Regions from separate parts of the Homo sapiens genome. Here region 2 is linked to region 1. A link is an interaction called in ENCODE POLR2A ChIA-PET data of the cell type or tissue named here. Cell type or tissue: B cell. All regions are shown on one strand. Each heading gives the region's core, and the rest is flanking DNA. Links, peaks and the distances in the headings are about the cores only. Region 1 overlaps CLIP1 (CAP-Gly domain containing linker protein 1). Region 2 overlaps CLIP1 (CAP-Gly domain containing linker protein 1).

The links. Peaks named below come from ENCODE experiments on the same cell type or tissue, not always from the same donor. Only the 100,000 strongest peaks of a DNase experiment are listed, where the experiment ranks them.
Region 2: POLR2A ChIA-PET joins it to region 1 with 7 read pairs; 8 of 35 experiments call an interaction of 5 or more read pairs at or near these places.

The regions. Positions count from the first base shown.
Region 1 is chr12:122,395,053-122,412,383 of GRCh38, forward strand. The region is part of intron 1 of CLIP1 (CAP-Gly domain containing linker protein 1); the gene reads right to left. It overlaps CLIP1-AS1 (CLIP1 antisense RNA 1), which reads left to right and starts at 490. Exons shown (of 3, transcript NR_045382.1): 1 at 490-613; 2 at 1,531-1,653; 3 at 4,244-4,892. RefSeq lists enhancers at 4,907-4,966, 5,435-5,484, 5,505-5,564, 5,522-6,207, 8,557-8,606 and 2 more. In B cell, for the core only: no CTCF peak of the experiment used is centred there; DNase peaks (open chromatin) are centred at 8,141, 8,982 and 10,169; H3K27ac peaks cover 1,062 bases.
Region 2 is chr12:122,267,444-122,273,765 of GRCh38, forward strand. It overlaps CLIP1 (CAP-Gly domain containing linker protein 1), which reads right to left. Exons shown (of 26, transcript NM_001247997.2): 26 at 4,026-5,657. The coding sequence ends at 5,432. Among named protein-coding and RNA genes, the nearest start is that of VPS33A, 4.1 kb to the left of the region's middle. In B cell, for the core only: no CTCF peak of the experiment used is centred there; no DNase peak of the experiment used is centred there.

The DNA of each region.
Region 1 (17,331 bases), core at 7,468-12,467:
TAAAGAATTTCTGCCACTGATAACCTAGTCTAATCATTTCAAACTGTTACTTTTTCACAGAAGAAAAAACTTTATGTTTATTTGCAGAAAAAATGGATAGTAAATTCCGTAGCAAATAGAGCTACTGACTAATCACGTACACACAGTAAAAACACTTTCTATTCAACTGTGGAGTTTTCTGCCTTTAAAAGTCCTGCCAGAGGATACTCACAATAATTTTCTCATCATTATACGATCTCTTTCAGCAAAATAAAGAGGGCCTGGTGTCAATGTCTTTACTTTTTATCTATAAGAAGTTGAAGAAAATCAACACAAATCTAGAATATGAAAATAGTACCTCATGGTGTCTGTAGAATCGGGGCAGGCATCAGCTCATATCCTGCCAGAAGCTGGGCAAACATTTTGAACAGCCTGGCTATGAGGTCATGACAATGACCTCACAAACAGGAATTCTCATGTTAGTCGCCCTCTGGGCTGAAGCCTCACCACTTTAAAGGAATCTGGAGCTGATGACTCAAGAAATGTCCTTCCTCCTAAGAAATTATCCTCCCATCTGAGATTAGCAGCATCTAATCTCAGTTTTCTCCACTGCTGACCAGCATCAGCAACACAGGTAAGCAGAGACAAGCAAGTCCACCTAAATAGCTGAACACCAGTCATGTACGCATATCTGTATTACCTGCAAACTTCTGGTACGCAAGTTTTTATTTTGGTTCGGTTCCAAACACTTTTTCTTAGTATTCTTTACTGGAGGATTGGGCTACATTTAAGCATCCCCGCCAGGCGTGGTGGCTCACGCCTGTAATCGCAGTACTTTGGGAGGCCAAGGCAGGCTGATCATGAGGTCAAGAGATAGAGACAACCCTGGCCAACATGGTGAAACCCCGTCTCTACTAATACAAAAATTAGCTGGGCATGGTGGTGCGTGCGTGTAGTCCCAGCTACTTGGGAGACTGAGGCAGGAGAATCTCTTGAACCTGGGAGGTGGAGGTTGCAGTGAGCCGAGATCGTGCCACTGCACTCCTGCCTGGCGATAGAGCAAGACTCCATCTCAAAAAAAAAAAAAGAAAAAGGAAAGAAAAAAGAATCCTGATAACTGAGTAGAAAATAAATCATAAACTTAAAATGTTACCCTTGCCATCCTAATAAACTATTGAGTTCACCAGCCCCAATATTTACCCTGTTTACTAAGGAGAAGTGGAGATTAAGATGTCTAAGTCATTTTGAAAATGCCAGAAGAATAAAGCCTCGGGACAGCTCCGGAATAGCCCTGTGTATCTTTGTGAGGAAAAGGCAAAATGGCCAGGCTGTTGTTTCCTCCCTCTTAAGAGTTTTGAAGTTTGCAAGCCAGCACAGAGTAAGAATTAGTGACATTTTATTATTTCTAAGTGCTTAAAAATTCTGAAATTGAAGGGAACTGTAACAGGGACTCAGAACAATTATCTCAATGGAATCACTGGTAATTTTTATCTGTGTTTTCTTGGGTCTATAGAAATTTTATTTAATGAACAGGTATAATTAATTTCACAGGCAGAAAAAAAATTCTTTTGAGCCACAGTAAAACGGCTTCAACCGAAAGAGTGAAGAAACAGACTCTACTGAGCTGCTTTCTCCACAGAAACAAGAGTGCAGTACAGCCAAGCCAGGATGGAAGTGAATACATATGGAGAGGGGGAGAGGGTGGCTAGCTGTTCACCAAGACTTTTTTGTTGTTGTTTATTTTTTTTTTTTTGAGGCAGAGTCTTGCCCTGTTGCCCAGGTTGAACTGCAGTGATGCACTCATGGCTCATGGCAGCCTTGACCTCCCAGACTCCAGCCATCCTTCCACCTCAGCCTCCCAAGTAGCTGGGACTACAGGCAGACACCACCACACCCGGCAAATTTTTTTTTTTTTTTTTTTTTTTTTTGTAGAGATGGGGTTTTACCATGTTGCCTAGGCTGGTCTTGAACTCCTGGGTGCAAGCGATCCACCAACCTTGGCCTCCCAAAGTGCTGGGATTACAGGCGTAAGCCACCGTGCCTGGCCTCTTTTTCTTCCTGGATTCACACCATATTTCCCAGCTCCCGCTACAGTTCAGTATGATCACGTGACTGAGTTCTAGCCAGTGGAATAAGTGTGTGAGGCATGTGCCACTCTAGGCCTAGCCCAGAGGAACCTACTGTGTACAATCCCCCATGCTCTTTGCCCTTCTGATGGCTTGATGGAGACAAGCCCAGCAACCTCGAAAGCATGTACTGAAGACAACAGAATCAAAAGATGGAAGAGTTCAGGCGTGTGGCTCATGCCTGTAATCCCAGCACTTTGGGAGACCAAAGTGGGTGGATCATCTGAGGTCAGGAGTTTGAGACCAGCCTGGGCAACATGGCAAAAACCTCTCTCTACAAAAAAATACAAAAATTAGCCGGGCATAGTGGTGCACGCCTGTAATCTCAGAGGTTGCAGTGAGCCAAGATCACACCACTGCCCTCCAGTCTGGGCGACAGAGCCAGACTCCATCTCCAAAAAAAAAAAAAAAAAAAAAAAAAAGGAAGAAAGAAGTCTAGACACCTGAATCACCTCTCCCCATTTTCCCATCAGTAAATATGTATCCTAAACTTTTCCAAAACTGAAAATCAACTTATCGGCCACGCATGGTGGCTCACACCTATAATCCCAGCACTTTGGGAGGCAGTCCGATCACAAGGTCAGGAGTTCGAGACCAGCCTGGCCAACATGGTGAAACCCCATCTTTACTAAAAAAAAAATATAAAAATTAGTCGAGAGTGGAGGCGCATGCCTGTAATCCCAGCTACTCAGTAGGCTGAGGCAGGATAATCGCTTGAAGCCAGGAGGCAGAGGTTGCAGTGAGCCAAGATTGTGCCACTGCACTCCAGCCTGGGCAACAGAGTGAGACGCCGTCTCAAAAAAAAACAAAAAAAAAAGAAAATTAACTTATCAGTTTCAGCCACTGAAATAAGTGGGCTTATATGGTATAGTGGCAAGCTTATTTTATGTAATACAGTGGCAAACAGATAAAAACTTTGCTTAGAGCTTTGAATCATCTTGGCCAAGTAAATTCCTCAAATAAATTAATTTTAAGGGACTGGGCTTGGTGGCTCATGCCTGTAATCGCAGCACTTCGGAAGGCCAAGGCAGCCGGATCACCAGAGGTCAGGAATTTGAGACCAGCCTGGCCAACATGGTGAAACCCTGTCTCTACTGAAAATACAAAAAAAAAAAAAAAAAATTAGCTGGTCGTGGTGGCAGGCGCCTGTAATACCAGCTACTTGGGAGGCTGAGGAGAATAGCTTGAACCCTGGAGGTGGAGGTTGCAGTGAGCCGAGATCACGCCACTGCACTCCAGCCTGGGCGACAGAATGAGACTCCACCTTAAAAAAAAAAAAAAAATTAATTTTAAGGACGAGCCTCTAAGATTGAAATGCTTTATATCACAAAAAGCATTATAATGTGAATAATTAAAGTACTATATTTTTATAAAAGCAGAGACATTTTACTCGTAAGAACAAAATATGTTTTTAAAACACACAAGTTTGCCCAGGCATGGTGGCTCACACCTATAATCCCAGCATTTTGGGAGGCCAAGGCAGGTGGATCACTTAAGTCCAGGAGTCTGAGAGCTGCCTGGGCAACATAGTGAAACCCCATCTCTAAAAAAAAAAAATTTTTTTTAATTAGCCGGGCATGGTGGCGCCTGCCTGGAATCCCAGCTACTTCGGAGACTGAGGTGGGAGGATCGCTTGAGCCCAGGAGATTGAGTCCAGCCTAGGCAATATTAGCAAGACTTTATCTCTAAAATCTTTTTTTAAAAAGTTTAAGAAAAAAAGACACTTATTATAGAAAATATATATTTTAATAAAATCTAATCCCCCTTCCTCCTGACCAGATATCCAAAAAAAAAAAAAAAAAACCTTAAGCAATTTACAGAAACAAGAGGTTCCACAAAACAAGCAGTTCCCAAAAACAAGAATGGTGAAAATTATGTTCATACAAAAAGCAGTAATATTCTTCATATTCTCATCTGATTTCTTAAGGTTATGTTTACTCCTATTTTTTAAATGTCATGGTTCAAATAAATAAAAAAGTATGAACAGAGAGCTGGACTAGGAAGTGAGACACCTAAATTCCACCCCAGTTGGATGACCCTGAACAACTCACATAACCCCTTCCCCGGCTCAGTATTCCCAACTTCAACCTGAGGACACTAATTAAATAAGATCTGTTTCTAACTCCATACCTTCACAGTTCTAGTCCTGTTTTGGGTATCAAATCCAAATCCTGTAAGCAAAAGGTCAAGGATTCAGAAGTGAAAGGAAAGACTGTGGCTCTAACTTTGCCAAAGTGAAAAGTACAGACCTCTGCCATCAGTGAAGAAAGAACCCAGATCTGATAAGAGCTTCAAACAGGCTCAGCACCTCCTGGCACACATAGAGCGGCATCACGTTGCCCCAAGAAAATCACATCTCTACACATCAGACCCTTTCCAGTCCATTTTGCCCCATCCACAAAATGAAAATGCCACTTTATTTACTAAATCTAAAAATTCTGTTGGGAGGCAAAGGAGAGTTGAAGAATTTGCAATGAATTTAACCTGCCAGGAGAGGGAGTTTAACACCAAGCTTCCAGAAACAGGCTGCGTGGTAGCTACAACGTCCAGAAACCCAGGTTTCAACGCGGCCCTGCTTCAAGACCCAAAGGAAATTCAGCACCAGGCGGGTGAAGTGACTTACCTGTGCACAGCTGCACTCGCAGACTTCGGAGCCCCCACCTAATTCTAAAATGCTGTATGTCCATGAACTTAATAACAGAAGGTCAGGGGAGAGACGTTCTGAGAGCAACGGAAATCTATCTTAAGATAAAGATGTTTCTGAGGCTGATTTTTCAAGTCAAACTTGAGAGAGAAATTCAAAGGCTATGTTCTCATATCATATTCCTGGGTTTGGGAGGTTCATTCACAGCTTAATCCTGTCCCCTGAAGTCACGGTTACGTAAGTATGCTGTGTCACTTGCTGTCCCCACCCCCAACACAGGAGATGCAGTGTAACCTGAGCTCCTCGGCTTGAGCCACTGAAAACACTTACACAACGCTGGGACCTTTCCAAATTGACTTGTTTCCCCTTAAGAAAGGGCAAGCTATTTGATTTTCTTCCTTCCACTTCATTCACATTCATATTTCTGTATATACAGAAGAGACTGAAAAAGATAAATAAGATTGAAGGGCATTTGCAAATTTTCTTCAATTCTTGAGTAAAACAAAAAAGTCAACTATCCAATGTCACGGAAAAGTAACCAAAAAAAAAAAAATTATGGGCCTGCTTAGCCCCAATTTAAAAACATCACATCTCCTGGCTGAACTGAGCTTAAGGTCCTTGGACGGGCTTCATTTCCCACGTACTGGCTGTTTCTAGAGCCAGGCCCCATACGCTACTGCCACGCGCAGCATACTGCCACACAGAAGGGCTTTGGGGGCACATGGGAAATGGCTCTCCAAGAACACAGGAGACACATCAGCAGTCTCTTCTGACTACTCTTCTTGCCCTCTCTTCCTTCTCTGGACTACTCCAGCTACTGGGCAGCTTCGATTACGGAATGATGACTCACACGCATTCCTGTCTTGTTTGCATATCATGCTATGACTAAGCTCCATGAGATTTGATTTGTCTTCGCATCCAACGAATCTAAAAAAGTTTGATACACAGTAAGAGTTCAAAAAAGTTCTCAAGTGAGTCAACAGCAAAACAAGAATCCATAAAATTATGCAAAATGATGCGATTTTCAAACTAAAGCATCAAGTAACTGTATCTTACACTCTAAACACTTGATAAACACAGAAGCATTACAGGGTTTCCCAACTCCGGATCCTTTTTTTTTTTTTTTTGAGACAGTGTTTCACTCTTGTCGCCCAGGCTGGAGTGCAGTGGCGCGATCTCGGCTCACTGCAACCTCCGCCTCTCGGGTTTAAGCAATTCTCATGCCTTAGCCTCCCAAGTAGCTGGGATTACAGGCACGTGCCACCATGCCTGGCTAATTTTGTATTTTTAGTAGAGACAAGGTTTTGCCATGTTGGTCAGGCTGGTCTCGAACTCCCGACCTCAGGTGATCCGCCCGTCTTGGCCTCCCAAAGTGCTGGGATTACAGACATGAGCCACCACGACTGGCCTGGATCCTTTTCTAAAAAGTGGGCCAATGAAGGGTGGGTATGGTGGTTCACACCTGTAATCCCAACACTTTGGGAGGCTGAGGTGGCAGGATGCTTTGAGCCCAGGAGTTCAATACCAGCCTGGGAAACTTGGTGAGACCTCATCTCTAATTATTAATGAACAAATTAATAAAAAGTAGGTCAATGGGCCGGGCACGGTAATCCTAGCACTTTGGGAGGCCAAGGCGGGCAGATCACTTGAGGTCAGGAATTCAAGACCAGCCTGACCAAAACGGCGAAGCCCCATCTCTACTAAAAATACAAAATCAGCCAGGCGGCGTGGTGGCACATGCCTGTAATCCCAGCTACTCAGGAGGCTGAGGCAGGAGAACTGCTTAAACCTGGGAGGCAGAGGTTGCGGTGAGCAGAGATGGCGCCATTGTACTCCAAGAAAGTAGGTCAATGAAGCTATGGGCAAACTGTTCAATTACTACCTACAATGAGTGCTATTTAACAGGTATGATCTCGGCTGGGCATGCTGGCTCATGCCTGTAATCCCAGCACTTTGGGAGGCCAAGGCGGGAGGATGACCTGAGGTCAGGAGTTCAAGACCAGCCTGACAGACATGGTGAAGCCAGTCTCCACTAACAATACAAAATTATCCAGGTGTGGTAGCACATGCCTGTAATCCCAGCTACTCGGGAGGCTGAGGCAGGAGAATCACTTGAACCTGGGAGGTGGGGGTTGCAGTGAGCCGAGATTTTGCCATTGCACTCCAGCCTGGGCAACAAGAGCAAAACTCCCGCTCAAAAAAAAAAAAAGTGTGAGTCTCAAATTAGATAATTACATTTGTTGACAGTATTATACTTTCTAGACCAGCACTGTCCAGTAGAAATACAATGCAGTACAAATGTATAATTCTGAATTTTCTAGTATCCATATTTTTAAAAATGAAAAAGAATCATGTGAAATTAATTTTCATGATATAGTTTATTTAGCCCAGTAGATTTAAAATATTATTTCAAAATGTAATCAAGGGCTGGGCACGGTGGCTCATGCCTGCCCAAGTGGAAGGATCACTTGAGTTCAGGATTTCAAGACAAGCCTGAGCAACATAGTGAGACTCCATCTCTACAAAATTTTTAAAAATTAGCTGGGTGTAGTGGCACACACCTGCATCCCAGCTACTCCAGAGGCAGAGATGGGACGACTGCTTGAGCCCAAGAGTTTAGTTAGAAGCTGCAGAGAGCTCTGGTCATGGCACTGCACTCCAGCCTGGGCAACAGAGCAAGACCTCATCTCCTGCCTGGGCGTGCTGGTTCATGCCTGTAATCCCAGCACTTTGGGAGACCGAAGCACATGGATCACTTGAGGTCAAGAGTTTGACAGCAGCCTGGCCAACATGGTGAAACCCCATCTCTACTAAAAATATAAAAATTAGTCGGATGTGGTGGTGGGCACCTATAATCCCACCTACTCCGGAGGCTGAGGCAGGAGAATTGCTTGAACCCAGGAGGCGGAGGTTGCAGTGAGCTGAGATAGCGCCACTGTACTCCAGCCTGGGTGGCAGCACTACATTCCAGCCTGGGTGACAGACCAAGACTCTGTCTCAAAAAACAAATATCACCTCGTCTCTAACAACAACAAATGTGATTAACGTAAAATTATTAACATTTTACATTCTTTTTTCATAATAGATCTTTGAAATCCAGAGTGTATTTTATACTTACAGCACACCTCAATTTGGACTCACCACATTTCACGTGCTCAATACGTGATTATGTGGCTCGTGGCTACTACATAGGACACCACCAGGCTAGAATACATACTGGAAGCAGAAAACAAGCAGCTCTCCTCTTGGCATCGATAGTAAAACTAACAAGCAGATAATACCCCAGGCCCCCCTGGATATGCAACATCCATCTTCTGTGCTCCATTACAACATGTATGTGAGGAAAAGGGCAGAGAAATGTAAAACTCCTGAATCTCGAGCCAGGAATAATTTAATTGTTCTTAGCATAGAAAAGGAAAAAATAGCACTTACAGTAAGAGGAACTTTAAAATATCTATTTGACAGGTGATACATAATGTATAAGGAAGCTCTGCTGGCAGCACAAGGCACTGCCCAGTAAAACCGAGAGCTCAGCACAAAGAGTTTGAAAACACACCCACATGAAACTCAAAGCAAAATACAGTACAGAGACTGAGCTACCGATGAAAAATTTAATAAGTATGTCTCAAAGCACATGAAAGGAACCTGTGGCTGGAGATTTAAGGCCAATACAGTAGGAGACATCATTTCTTGTTTTGTTTTTTTTTTTTTTTTTTTTGGTCTGTTTGTTTTTTTGGCACAGAGTCTTACTCTGGTACCCAGGCTGGAGTGCAGTGGCATGATCTCGACTCACTGCAACCTCTGCCTCCTGGGTTCAAGCGATTCTCCTGCCTCAGCCTCCTGAGTAGCTGGTATTACAGGCACCCGTCACCACACCCAGCTAATTTTTTTTTATTTTTAGTAGAGACAGGGTTTCACCATGTTGGCCAAGCTGGTCTTGAACTCCTGACCTCAGGTGAACCACCCACCTTGGCCTCCCAAAGTGTTGGGATTACCACATGAGCCACCGTGCCCAGCCGCATATAGCTGTTTCATTGGCCCATATTCTAACACCTGGGAAACTTGTTAGTCTTCCGAATAAGATACAGAACACTCCTTGTGCACATTTACACAGAGTGGTCCGATGACATGATGACACTGTGTGACTGCTCAGAATGTGTGCCCTAACAACAGTTCCGTGACTCAAAATCAAACCACAGGGCATGAAGGCAGGGAGCATGCACTCCAAGGTAGAATACCCGGTAAGCGCATGAGTGAGCGGTCTACGCGAGCTGAGGACAAGTGACAGACACCTAAGAGCATCGTTGACTCTGGCTTCCCAAAGCTTGGCCCTGAACACAGGGAAAATGTGTGTGACGCCACCAAACACAGTTTGGGGCGCAGGCCACAGAAGGGCCAATGTATCAAATCAGTGCACTAACAAGCGAGATTCACTGGACAGAATATAAAGCAGGGGCCTGGAGACACTGGTTTCAGTATCAACTAGTAGGCTGATTTAAAAGGTAACAGAATAGGCCGGGTGCAGTGGCTGACGCCTGTAATCCCAGTACTTTGGGAGGCCAAGGTGGGTAAATCACTTGAGGCTAGGAGTTCGAGACCTTCGGGCTGGCCAACATGGTGAAACCTGTCTCTACTAAAAATATAAAAATTAGCTAGAAGTGGTGGCACATTCCTGTAATCCCAGTTATTCAGGAGTCTGAGGCAGGAGAATCGCTTGAACCCGGGGAGGTGGAGGTTGCAGTGAGCCAAGATTGCGCCACAGCACTCCAGCCTGGGCAACAGAGCAAGACTCCATCTGAAAACAAAAAACAAAGGCCAGGTACAGTGGCTCACGCCTGTAATCCCAGCACTTTGGGAGGCCGAGGCAGGTGGATCACGAGGTCGGATCCATCAAGACCATCCTGGCTAACACAGTGAAACCCTGTCTCTAATAAAAATACAAAAAAAAAAAATTAGCCTGGCATGGTGGCGGGCGCCTGTAGTCCCAACAACTCAGGAGGCTGAGGCAGAATGGTGTGAACCCGGGAGGCGGAGGTTGCAGTGAGCCAAGATCGCGCCACTGCACTCCAGCCCGGGTGACAGAGCGAGACTCCATCTCAAAAAAAAAAAACAAAACAAAAAAAAACCAACATGGTGCCATGTGTTCACACTTCCATTCTTCCATTCAGTTCCACATATCCCCATCAAGTTCACTGCCTTGTCTATAGGACTGACTTAAACCACCTCTAGAGTCAGGTGTCAGAATAAGAGCATTCCATCATCTTCAAAAACACATGCCTTTCACATGAGATTACTTGTTTTATTGAATATTAAAGTCACTCAGCCTGTCCTTTTTTCCATTCCTGTCATGACTATTTATAAGCACCAATATTTCTTCACTGATCTGCATCCCCTGTGTAATCCCATGAGACGTTCTGTCACTGCTGCATGGCTCCTGTTGCCGTCATTGCCTAGATTCACAAGGGACGCGTTCTCGCAAGTACTATGGTCAAAAAAGTCAGAAGGATTCCAGGAGCCGTAACTCTAGGTTTTTTTTAGTCTTTTGTCACTTTACTGTGCTAGGACCACTAAGATCTATTTTCACTGATATTTCTCTAAGTATGTGGGTATTTATGTATGCTTCATACACGATATATTATATATAACTTTTTAAATAGGCCAGACTCAGCTTTAAAATTAACACAAAGATTAAAAAAGCAAATAGCAGCCAGGCGCGGTGGCTCACACCTGTAATCCCAGCACTTTGGGAGGCCAAGGCGGATAGATCACCTGAGGTGAAGAGTTCAAGACCAGCCTGGCCAACATGGCAAAACCCCATCTTTACTAAAATACAAAAATTAGCCAGGTGTGGTGGTACACACCTATAATCCCAGCTACTCGGGAGGCTGAGACAAGAGAATCACTTGAGCAAGGGAGGCAGAGGTTGCAGTGAGCAGAGATCATGCCACCACACTATCTCAAAAAAAAAAACAAAAAGGAAACAGCAGCCGGGTGTGGTTGCTCACGGCCGTAATCCCAGCACTTTGGGAGGACAAGGCGAGCGGATCACCTGAGGTCAGACGTTCAAGACCAGCCTGGCCAACTTGGTGAAACCCCCTCTCTACTAAAATGCAAAAATTAGCCGGGCATGGCGGCAGCTCCGGTAATCCCAGCTACTCAGAAGGCTGAGGCAGGAGAATCGCTTGAATCCGGGAGGCAGAGGTTGCAGTGAGCCTAGATGGCACCACTGCACTCCAGCCTGGGTGACAGAGCAAGACTCCATCTGGGGGATGGGGGGCGGGAAGCAAACAGCATATCTTTAAGGATAAAGTACGAAAGATGAGTAAATATTGTAATCACTGTTTATTTAAAAGGTCAATGCCGGCCAGCTCAGTGGCTCACGCCCATAATCCCAACACTTTGGGAGGCCAAGGTGGGCAGATAGTTTTGAGCTCAGGAGTTTGAGATCATCCTAGGAAACATGGCGAAACCCTGTCTCTGCAAAAAATACAAAAATTAGCCAGGCGTGGTGGTGCGTGCCTGTGGTCCCACAGAGTGAGACCTTGTCTCAAACAAGTAAAAATAAATGGATCAATGTGAAAAGCCCATTCAGACACTAAAGGACTGACACAAGTCAGTAAGTATCAGAAAATTAACTGGCCCCTTAATTCAAAAGGAGCTACAAGGAAGTTTTATTTCCAATTTCTAACTGAGACAAACCTTACAGAGCAATTTATAAAATTAGCCTGCTAACCTTAAGTGTTGATTTGAGAATATCACACAATAAGACACTGACAGTAAATACAAAGTTTATGGTATCTTTCCAAAGTCAAGAGTAGACATACCCCTTTGAAAAATTATTCTGTGCTTAAGAAAATTATATGTATTTAAAACTTAAGGTGTGTATGACATAGTACAGAATACAAGTTGTACCTAGAGAAGTTTTAAAAAGGAAGGACAGGATTAAAAACTAACCCAGGGAGAAGGTTGGGGCATAAGACAATGTTTTTTTTAGAGATGGAACTCTGAGCTCTGATGCAACTGCCTGCAATTATGAATGCCTTTGCACAGCTCAGTCTGAGTGCAGATTTATATTCCTACTACTTAGCACGCAGAAAATAAAGAGCCTCCCAATGTTCCTCCATCTGCAAAAAAAAAAAAAAATGTTTTAAGGGAACATGGAAAGCTGAATAATTTGAGTTATTTTGTTCATTTACACAAAATTCTACAAAATTCCTGTGACTTTGTAACTCTAACACATACCACTAGCTTAAGACACAGATCTTAAAAGGGGCTGAAATTACTAGGCCTCTCTAGTATCTCCCAGAAGAACTTACTTAATGGGTCGGCAGCAGTCAATTATACTAACGTGTAAAAAGAAGCAATGTGCTTAATATAGCATCATAAAATGTTAGAATCAGAAGAGACTGTAGCAATCTAGTTCAACTCTCTCATTTTACCAACAAGAAAACTGATTCTAAAAAGTGAAATCACTTGTCAAGGTCATACTTACTTAACAGTCTAGGACTAAAACCCCAATCTCCAGGCTCCTGACCCTAATGTAAACTGATGAATAAATGTTTCTAAATTATTATATACAGCAGTGAGATCAAAGAGTCAATCTCAAGGCAAGTTAAAACTGACCTCCCCAGCCAAGGTGGTTCACACCTGCAATCTCAGCACTTTGGGAGGCTGAGGCAGGAAGATCACTTGAGCCCAGGAGTTCAAAACCAGCCTGGGCAACACGGCAAAACTCCATCTCTACAAAAAATTAGCCAGGTATGGTGTCGCGTGCCTGCAGTCCAGGCTATCTGGGAGGCTGAAGGAGGATCACCTGAGCCCAGGAGATTGAAGCTGCAGTGAGCTGTGATTGTGCCACTGCACTCCAGCCTGGATGAGTTTTTTTTTTTTCTTGAGACAGAGTGAGAACACGTGCTACAAGGAGGGTTTTTGGTGAGACCCTGTCTCAAAAAAAAAAAAAAAAAAAAAAAAAGAATTGATTTCCCTTTCCATTCTTCACAAAGGAAAAAAGTTGGCATATTGTTGCCTGCCCCTTAAACAGTCAGACATGGCCCACACCAAAAGCAAAAGCATACCAAAACTGCTCTGAACAAGAAAAGGGTACAAAGACAACTCCTAGAAGAATCAAGGTCTTTCATATTGGATTGGGTTTTTTTCTTTTCATAAAAGCTTTCTTGCCTGTAATGCCAGCACTTTGGGAGGCCGAGGCAAATCACCTGAGGTCAGGAGTTCAAGACCAGCCTGACTAACATGGCGAAACCCCATCTCTACTAAAAATACAAAAATTAGCCAGGCATGGTGGCGGGCACCTGTAATCCCAGCTACTCAGGAGGCTGAGGCAGGACAATCACTTGAACCCGGGAGACGGAGGTTACAGAGCTCACACCATTGCACTCTGGCCTAGACGATAAGAATGATACTCCGTCTCAAAAAAAAAAAAAAAAAGGTTCTTGTTTTTATTTTGCAAATGAGCAAGTTTAATAGTTGCTATAGGTCTTGAGAGACAATGGACAAATAACCACATTTTTTTGAGACATTTCTTTATTTTTTATTATATATTTTTTTGAGATGGAGTCTCACTCTGTCGCCCAGGCTGGAGTGCAGTGGTGCAATCTCAGCTCACTGCAACCTCTACCTCCCAGGTTCACGCCATTCTTCTGCCTCAGCCTCCCGAGTAGCTGGGACTACAGGCGCCTGCCACCACACCAGGCTAATTTTTTGTATTTTTAGTGGAGACAGGGTTTCACCGTGTTAGCCAGGATGGTCTCGATCTCCTGACCTCGTGATCCACCCACCTCGGCCTCCCAAAGTGCTGGGATTACAGGTGTGAGCTACCGCGCCCAGCCTATTCTGTTTTTAAGAGACTATGTTGCCCAGGCTGGTCTTGAACTCCTGGGCTCAAGAGATCCTCCTGCCTCAGCCTCCCAAAGTGTTGGAATTAAAGGCATGAGCCACTGTGCCCGGCCTATAACCACGTTTCTATTTTCACAATACTACAGGGCACCTTGATATTTTTTTTATTGTTTATTATTTTTTTGAGATGGAGTCTCCACTCTGTCACCCAGGGTGGCACGATCTTGGCTCACTGCAACCTCCGCCTCCCAGGCTCAAGTGATTCTCCTGCGTCAGCCTCCCAAGTAGCCAGGATTACAGGTCTGCACAACCATGCCCGGCTAATCTTTATATTTTTGTAGAGACAGGGTTTCACCATGTTGGCCAGGCTGGTCTCAAACTCCTGGCCTCGGGTGATCCGCCCGCCTTGGCCTCCCAGAGTGCTGGGATTACAGGCATGAGTTACCACGCCCAGCCTATAATATTTTTCTTTTCTTTTTCTTTTTTTTTGAGATGGAGTCTTGCTCTGTTGCCCAGGCTGGAATACAGTGGCATGATCTCAGTTCACTGCAACCACTGCCACCCAGGTTCAAGCGATTCTTCCGCCTCAGCCTCTGGAGTAGCTGGGATTACAGGCATGCGCAACCACGCCCAGCTAATTTTTATATTTTTAGTAGAGACAGGGTTTCACCATGTTGGCTAGGCTGGTCTCAAACTCCTGGCCTCAAGTGATCTGCCCACCTTGGCTTCCCAAAGTGCTGGGATTACAGGCACGAGCCACCACGCCCAGCCTATATTTCAAGAGAAGCAGTCTACTAAATTTACTCACAAATCCATAAGATAGTTTCTGTACAACCACCTTAGATGCTGTAAGTGGAAACTAGGAATTGGTTTCATTTGGATTTTAATTTTTTTCAAGACAGAGTCTCACTCTGTTGCCCAGGTTGGAGTGCAGTGGCTCAATCTCAGCTCACTGCAACCTCTGCCTCCCAGGTTCAAGCGATTCTCCTGCATCAGCCTCCCGAGTAGCTGGGATTACAGGCCCCTGCCACCACCCCCAGCTAGTTTTTGTATTTTTAGTAGAGACAGGCTTTCACCATGTTGGCCAGGCTGGTCTCGAACTCCTGACCTCAGGTGATCTACCCACCTTGGCCTCCCAAAGTGCTAAGATGACAGGCGTGGGCCACCGCGCCCGGCCTCATTTGGATTTTAAAATCTAACTTCAGTGTTTGTTATTTTTATTTTTTTTTTTTTTGAGACTGAGTCTTGCTCTGTCACCCAGGCTGGAGTGCAGTGGTGAGATCTCGGCTCACTGAAAGCTCCGCCTCCTGGGTTCACGCCATTCTCCTGCCTCAGCCTCCCGAGTAGCTGGGACTACAGGCGCCTGTCACCATGCCTGGCTAATTTTTTGTATTTTTAGTAGAGACAGGGTTTTGCTATGTTGGCCAGGCTAGTCTTGAACTCCTGGCCTCAAGTGATCCACCCACCTCAGCCTCCCAAAGTGCTGGGATTACAGGCATGAGTCACCATGCCTAGCCTCATTTCTTGCTCTTAATCTGCAATCCATTAACAGCTACAGTTTCCTCGAGAGCAGGACACATGACTGTTTTACTCAACTTTCCCAGTGTCTGGGCTAGTACCTCCCTATAGTAGATGCTTAATAAATATCTGCTAAATATAGAAACTAAAAGATAAAGGCATTCTTTTGTATACCATTTTCATTCGAAATGGTAACATACCATTGTTCTATACTTTGCCTTTGTAAAGTTATATTTATTTATGTATACACACACACACATATATATACACACAGACACACACACACTTTTTTTTTTTTTTTTTTGAGATGGAGTCTCGCTCTGTCACTCAGGCTGGAGTGCAGTGGCGCAATCTCGGCTCACTGCAACCTCCACCTCCTGGGTTCAAGCGATTCTCCTGCCTCAGCCTCCCGAGTAGCTGGGATTACAGGCACGTGCCACCACACCCAGCTAATTTTCGTATTTTTAGTAGAGACAGGGTTTTGCCATGTTGGCCAGGCTGGTCTCGAACTCCTGACCTCAAGTGATCTGCCCACCTCAGCCTCCCAAAGTGCTGGGATTACAGGCGTGAGCCACCACATCCGGCCTTATAAGTAATATTTTGAAGGTAAAAAGAAAAAGATAACAGGTTTGTTTCTCCAAAGAAGCTATACAAACGGCCAATAAGCACATGAAAGGATGTTCAATATTACTAGCCACCAGGTAAATACAAATCAAAATCACGATGAGATACCACACTGCACACTCACTAGGATGACTATAATCAAAAAGACATAGAAGTGCTGGTGAGGATTTGGACAAGCTGAACCTCATTCATTGCTGGTGGTACAACCACTTTGGAAAACAGTATTGTACTGCCTCAAAAGGTAGAGTTCGCATATGACCCAGCAATTCTATAACATTCTTAGGTATAGGCCCAACATAAAAGCAAGCATATGTCTACACAAAAAATTAGACACAAGAGCCAGGCATAGTGGCTTACGCCTGTAATCCCAGCACTTTGGGAGGCTGAGGTGGGCGGATCACCTGAGGTCAGGAGTTTGAGACAAGCCCAGGCAACATGGCGAAACCCTGTCTCTACTAAAACTATAAAAATTAACTGGGTGTGGTGGCAGGCGCCTGTAATCCCAGCTATTGGGGAGGCTGAGGCAGGAGATTTGCTTCAACCCAGGAGGTGGAGGTTGCAATGAGCCGAGATCACGCCATTGCACTCCAGCCTGGGAGACAAGGGCGAAACTCCATCTCAAAAACAAAAACAAAAAATTTATACATGAATGCTCACAGCAGCAGTATTCATGAGACAAAAAGTAGAAACAATCCAAAGGTTCATCAAGTGATGAAGAGACACAATGTGGTATTGGGGTATATCTACACAACAGAATATTACTCAACCATAAAAAGGAATCAAGGGCAGATGCATGCCACAACATGGAGGAACCCTGAAAACACTATGTTAAGCGAAGGAAGCCAGTCATAATGTATGATTCCCTTTATAAGAAATGTCCAGAATAAACAAATCTGTAGAGACGAGAGTAGATTTGCCATGTTGCCCAGGCTGGCATCAAACTCCTGGCCTCCTGCCTAGGGCTGGGAAAGTTGGCAGAAATAAGGAGTGACTGCTAATGGATACATGATTTCTTCTGGGGATGACAAAAATATATTAAAACTTACTTTTCCAAATGGGAGAAAAGGAAAAAAAATGAAAATATAATAAAACTGATAATGGTGATGGGTGCATAACTGCGAATATACTAAAAAACCACTGAATTGTATACTTTAAGTTACTAAACTGTATGGCATATGAATTATATCTCAATAAAGCTGTTATTTTTTAAAAAACTGGTGTACTTAGCAGTTTTCCTACTTACTATCTACAACCAGTTATTTTCTTTTTTTTTTTTTTTTTTTTTTTTAAGAGACAGGCTCTCACTCTGACACCCAAGCTGGAGTGCAATGGCACAATCATGGCTTACTGCAGCCTCAACCTCCTGGGCTCAAGGAATCCTCCCACCTCAGCCTCCTGAGTAGCTGAGACCACAGGTACACAACCATCCCTGGCTAACTTTTGTTTTTGTAGAAATGGAGTTTTGCCATGTTGCCCTGAGCTCACGGGATCCATCCACTTCAGCCTCCCAAAGTGCTGGGATTACAGGGGTGAGCCACCACACCTGGCCAAAAAAATTTTTTAATAAGAAGACTGAGGCCAGGCGTG
Region 2 (6,322 bases), core at 1,323-6,322, 130 kb before region 1:
TAGGATATATGCGTTTTGATACTTTGGGGTGGAAATGGGCCTTTGGGATCTGGTCAAAGATGAAAATTTCCTTCTTTGAGTGCAAAGCTTCCTTTTTTTTTTTTTTTTTTTTTGAGACGGAATCTTGCTCTGTTGCCCAGGCTGGAGTGCAGTCGTGCCATCTTGGCTCACTGCAATCTCTGCCTCCTGGGTCAAGCGATTCTTCTGCCTCAGCCTCCCGAGTAGCTGGGACTACAGGCGCGTGCCACCACGCCCGGCTAATTTTTTGTATTTTTAGTAGAGATGGGGTTTCTCCATGTTGGCCAGGCTGGTCTCGAACTCCTGACCTCATGATCCGCCCGTCTCGGCCTCCCAGTGCTGGGATTACAGGTGTGAGCCACTGTGCCCGGCCTCCTCCAGCATCTTCTATACAGTTTACATTATGAAGCACTTATCATAGAGTCTGAACAAGCAGAGTGATATTTGTGGATGGTGCAGAAAAGCAGCCACTCAACCAAAAACTTCTGTTCTCAATTTGATTCCAGCAAGGACATTTAGATTTTAATAATTTAACACACATGGAGGCCGGGCACGGTGGCTCACGCCTGTAATCCCAGCACTTTGGGAGGCCGAGGCGGGTGGATCACGAGGTCAGGAGATCGAAACCATCCTGGCTAACACGGTGAAACCCTGTCTCTACTAAAAATACAGAAAATTAGCCGGGCATGGTGGCGGGCGCCTGTAGTCCCAGCTACTCGGGAGGCTGAGGCAGGAGAATGGCGTGAACCCGGGAGGCGAAGGTTGCAGTGAGCCGAGATCTCACCACTGCACTCCAGGCTGGGCGACAGAGCGAGACTCGTCTCAAAAACAAAAACAAAACACACATGGAAACGCTTCCATGCTTTAGTTCTCAACCTGGTTTTCAAGGTGGTTCTCAGCCTCAACAGAGATTTATTTTTTTATTTTTTTATTTTTATTATTTTTTTTTTTTGAGATGGAGTCTCGCCCTGTCGCCCAGGCTGGAGTGCAGTGGCGCGATCTCGGCTCACTGCAAGCTCCGCCTCCCGGGTTCACGCCATTTTCCTGCCTCAGTCTCCCCAGCAGCTGGGACTACAGGCGCCCGCCACCACGCCCGGCTTATTTTTTTTCTATTTTTAGTAGAGACGGGGTTTCACCGTGTTAGCCAAGATGGTCTTGATCTCCTGACCTTGTGATCCGCCCGCCTCGGCCTCCCAAAGTGCTGGGATTACAGGCGTGAGCCACCGCGCCCAGCTTTTTTTTTTTTTTTTTTTTAATAGAAATGGGGTTTCCCTATGTTGCCTAGGTTGGCCTCAAGCTCTTGGGTTCCAGCTATCATCTGGCCTCAGCCTCCAGAGTAACTGGGACTACAGATGCCTGCTACTGCTCCTGGCTGATAATACACAATTCTTTTTCTATATACAGACTCACAGCCAAGAGAATGCATCATGTTAACGCCTGTGAGAATAAAAGTTGTGTTCAGCAGGCCATGTCATGAGCTGTTAAATGAGGGTATAACTTACTCCAAGAGGTGAAATGCCCCAGGTTAGTGAAATCTCAAGGATGTGTGAGTGTAACTAAGACTAGGATGATAAACTATCCCCAAGCAGGATCAGGATGCTACAAAATGATGAAGTAACAACAGGTGCTTTTATAGACCAGGAGAGACAACTGCTATAGTTACCCTACAAATACTGCAGACTTGTTTAGAGTCTTTTAATCACCTAAGGTCAGTACCAAAGTTGAGAACTACTGTGTTTTAATGTATTATCTAGGTAGAAGTAATGTTCTTATTCAAGCAGTAACTGCTTTGGAAATACCTACCTATGGGTGAGTCCTTGGGTCCTGACGCTGGCTGCCTACTTGACAATGACTCCCAACCTTTCTTCAGTCTTCAGTACCTGAATACCGTCCTTCCCACCAACTTCCCCACCCCAGCTCTCTCACCACCCCTTTCCTAGCATACCTCATCCAGACTCTAAACATAACTGAATCTACAGGTTTTAAGACCCTTCTCCATATCCCACCCACTGTCCGGTTTCCATCCTTGGGTTCTTCCAAGATGTTTTATAAACATTTGTTTATAAAACAGATGTTAGGTGAGGCATGGTGGTGCACGCCTGTAATCCCAGCACTTTGGGAGGCTGAGATGGGCAGATCACCTGAGGTCAGGAGTTCAAGACCACCCTGGCCAACATGGTGAAAGCCTGTCTCTACTAATACAAAAACTTGCTGGGTATGGTGGCGCATGCCTGTAGTCCCAGCTACTCAGGAGGCTGAGGCAGGAGAATCGCTTGAATCTGGGAGGCAGAGGCTGGAGTGAGCCAAGATCGTGCCACTGCGCTCCAGCCTGGGCGACAGAGTGAAACTCTGTCTCAATAAATAATAGATAAATAAAAATTTAAAAAATTACCTGGGCATGGTGGCATGCGCCTGTGGTCCCAGCCATTCAGGTGGCTGAGGTGGAAGAATTGCTTGAGCACTGGAGGCGGAGGTTGCAGTGAGCCGAGATTGCACAACTGCACTCCAGCCTGAGTGACAGTGAGACCCTGCCTCAAAACAAGAGAAGCATGTTCAAAGGCATAGCACTCAATTGGTTCAGTATCATTTTTGTAAATATTATATGGACTTTTCAATTTGTAAGACTTCATGGACGAATAGATAGTTGGCACCACATGGTGCCACATTGATTTTTATCAGGTAATTATTTTTGTCAGGTAATGTGGGGTGATACAGTAATGGATAACAACTACAAGTACGTTATGCTAAATGGGTCATGAAACACTTTAAGAAGGACAGAAAGACATACCAAAAAAAAAATGAGAGACAGTGTCTCACTCTGTTGCCTAGGAGTGCAGTGGCACAATCATAGCTCACTGTAGCCTCTTAACTCCTGGGCTCAAGCAATTCTCCTGCCTCAACCTCCCCAGTAGCTGGGACTACAGGTGTGCACCACGCTTGGCTTTTTTTTTTTTTCGAGATGGAGTCTCACTCTTTCGCCCAGGCTGGACTGCAGTGGCACGATCTTGGCTCAATGCAAGCTCCGCCTCCTGGGTGCACGCCATTCTCCTGCCTCAGCCTCCCGAGTAGCTGGGACTACAGGTGCCCGCCACCGTGCCCGGGTAATTTTTTGTATTTTTAGTAGAGACAGGGTTTCACCGTGTTAGCCAGGATGGTCTCGATCTCCTGACCTCGTGATCCACCCGCCTCGGCCTCCCAAAGTGCTGGGATTAAAGGCGTGAGCCACCGCACCAGGCCTACCAATTTCTTAAAAACTTTAGTAACAAGACTGCAGTAGAAATTGCTATATGAATGTATAGGGTTTGCTCATTTGAAGTAAAACCATTATGACAAACCTGAGAATATCAATTTACTACCATTAGCAAAAAAGAATAACCATTTATTGGCTGGGTGAGCACTCCCAACACTTTAGGAGGCTGAAGTGGGAGGATCACTTGAACCCAGGAGTTCAAAACCAGCCCGGGCAACATAGGGAGACTCACTCTGTACAAAAAATTTAAAAATTAGCCAGGTGTTGTAATCCCAGCACTTTGGGTGGCCGAGGCAGGCGGATCACGAGGTCAGGAGATCGAGGCCATCCTGGCTAACACGGTGAAACCCTGTCTCTACTAAAAATACAAAAAACTAGCTGGGCATGGTGGCGGATGCCTATAGTCTCAGCTACTCGGGAGGCTGAGGCAGGAGAATGGCGTGAACCCAGGAGGTGGAGCTTGCAGTGAGCCGAGATCACACCACTGCACCCAGCCTGGGCGACAGAGTGAGACTCCGTCTCAAAAAAAAAAAAAAAAAAAAAAAAATTGGCCAGGTGTGGTGGCACTTGCCTGTAGTCCTAGCTGCTTTGGAGGCTGAGGTGAGAGGATTGCTTGAGCTCAGGAGTTGGAGGCTGCAGCAATCCATGATTGTGCCACTGTATTCCAGCCTGGGCAACAGAGTGAGACCCTGTCTCAAACAAAACAAAACCCACAAAACAAAAAAGAATAACCATTTATTAAAGTAGATACAGAACACTTGTTTGGCCAAATTTTAATACTGCTTTACATGTTTTCTGTTTGTGAAACAATTCGTATTACATTTATAACCAAAAATTTCAACTGGTACCAGATTGAATATTCACTGTCGAACACACAGTTGATAATCTTGAGGGGAAAATACATCAAAGGCATATATACAATTATAGAAGTTCTTATTGTACATGTAGCATGGAAGATACATTTTATGACTTTTTACATATTCTAGAAGACATTCAAATGAAGATAAATAGATTCAAACTGGTCGATAAACTGTTCAGGTGCTTTGAGGTCCTTCATTTTCTTTTTTGTGATAAGAAAATCCAGAATTATTAACGTTGAATTTCTCATCGTACATTCATCTAAAAACAGTAAAAAAACTTGTGAAGGGAGATTGTAGATTGGTTATTTAGGTGTTTTATACTGGCTTATTGTTAATTGACTGCTGGGGATACCTGCCAGAGAAGGAAAAAAAAATTGGAGAAAATTCCTCCAGTTATTTAAATCTGGTGAAGAAATAAAAGGAAAACAAACAAATGAAAATGGTTGCAAAGCCACAAGATGCTATGTCTGGCCTAGTCTGTTATGTCCTAATGATCATTTTAAGTGTTTTCTTTTTCAAAAAGGTAAATGTCCAAAAAGAAAGACACATTGTGTATGTTTTTTTCCCAAAATATAGATTTTTAAAAAATATATACATACAATATATAGAAGCTGAAATTATGCAAAACTAATAAACAAAACACCACAGTAGATTAAGTGGGTGCAGCATATAGATTATAAAATGTCCCCACAGCAGTTTGGGGGCTTGCCCCTCCCTTTACCTGCTTCATGATTTTATAATCACACCTAAGTATTATCAAGCCTGAAGTAAAGGCACTACTGATAACAGGTAGTGCAAAGAGCTCAGATATTTCTTTGAATAAGAATAAAATACTTTAAATGAGTAGATGAAAATGCAAAATGGCACATTTTTTCAACTCATTCCAGTGTCAAAGCTTAACCAAAAAATCTAAATATACAAATGCAGCCTGGAAATATCTTAGTGCAAATATGAAAAGTAACGGCATAATTTAAAGTTACTTAAATAAGGTATTGTGAGGGTAGGGGTTTTTCTACAAGGTCGGGGGGCCAATAAATGTAATGGCATCTGGTGCAATGTCTTCAAACGTAAAAATCAAGAAAACAAAATTCGAGGTGAAAACTCACCTACTAAATATTTATTATTCTAACTCATACGGGGAGACTAAAGGGCAATTTGTTGAAGATCAAAATATTTTCCTAGATTTGTTGACGGGGTTAAAAAATAACATGAGTTCTCCTGAAGTCTGCACACACAATGCTGGTGTTACGTTGTGTCAATGCGAGTGCGTCTGAGCAAGCCCAGTTCTCCACTGGAGGCTTCATCAGAAGGTTTCGTCGTCATTGCAGTTGGTGGCCCAGTGTCCAAACATCTCACAGATTTCACAGTATGGGCGTTCCTCACCCCGACTGCCATGGTGTGTGGAATGGGGAGGGTCCTCTGACATCTGTGCCTGGGTAGGACAATCCTCTGTGTCGTGGAGATCAAAGCAGTCACAAATGTCACAGAAGAGGCGAGGTTTCTTCTTGGACTGTTTCTCCTGATCATCACTACAAATGTTAATGTGTGAAATCAGAAAATTTATCAGAAGAAACTGAAGAGACAAGAACACTTGCAAAAAATTTAAAAATTAAGCAAGAACTAATTATGGCCAAGTCTGTGAGCTTCCAGTATAAGTAGTGCATTATCCCACATTTAAAGTATTTTTTTTATTTTTGAGATGGAGTCTCAGACTCTCACCCAGGCTGGAGTGCAGTGGCATGATCTTGGCTTACTGCAATCTCCACCTCCTAGGTGAAAGCAATTCTCCTGCCTCAGCCTCCCAAGTAGCTGGAATTACAGGTGCGTGCCACCCCACACAGTTACTTTTTTGTATTTTCAGTAGAGATGGGGTTTTGCCAAGTTAGCCAAGTTGGTCTTGAACTCCTGACCCCAGGTGATCTGCCCACCTCGGCCTCCCAAAGTGCTGGGATTACAGTCGTGGCCACCACGCCAGCCTCACATTTAAAATCTTCATGTCAAAGCATTTGTAGTCTCCTCTCACTCACTTGCCAGATTTATGGAAATCTATTTATGGCAAAGGAACCACAAAACATTTGTTTTTTTTTGTTGCGTCTTTTTACAATCCCCTAGAGAAGCTCACTTTAAAAACATATTTATTTTGATGAAACTAAGGTTCCAATCAGTATGGTTTTTTTTGAGACAGGGTCTTGCT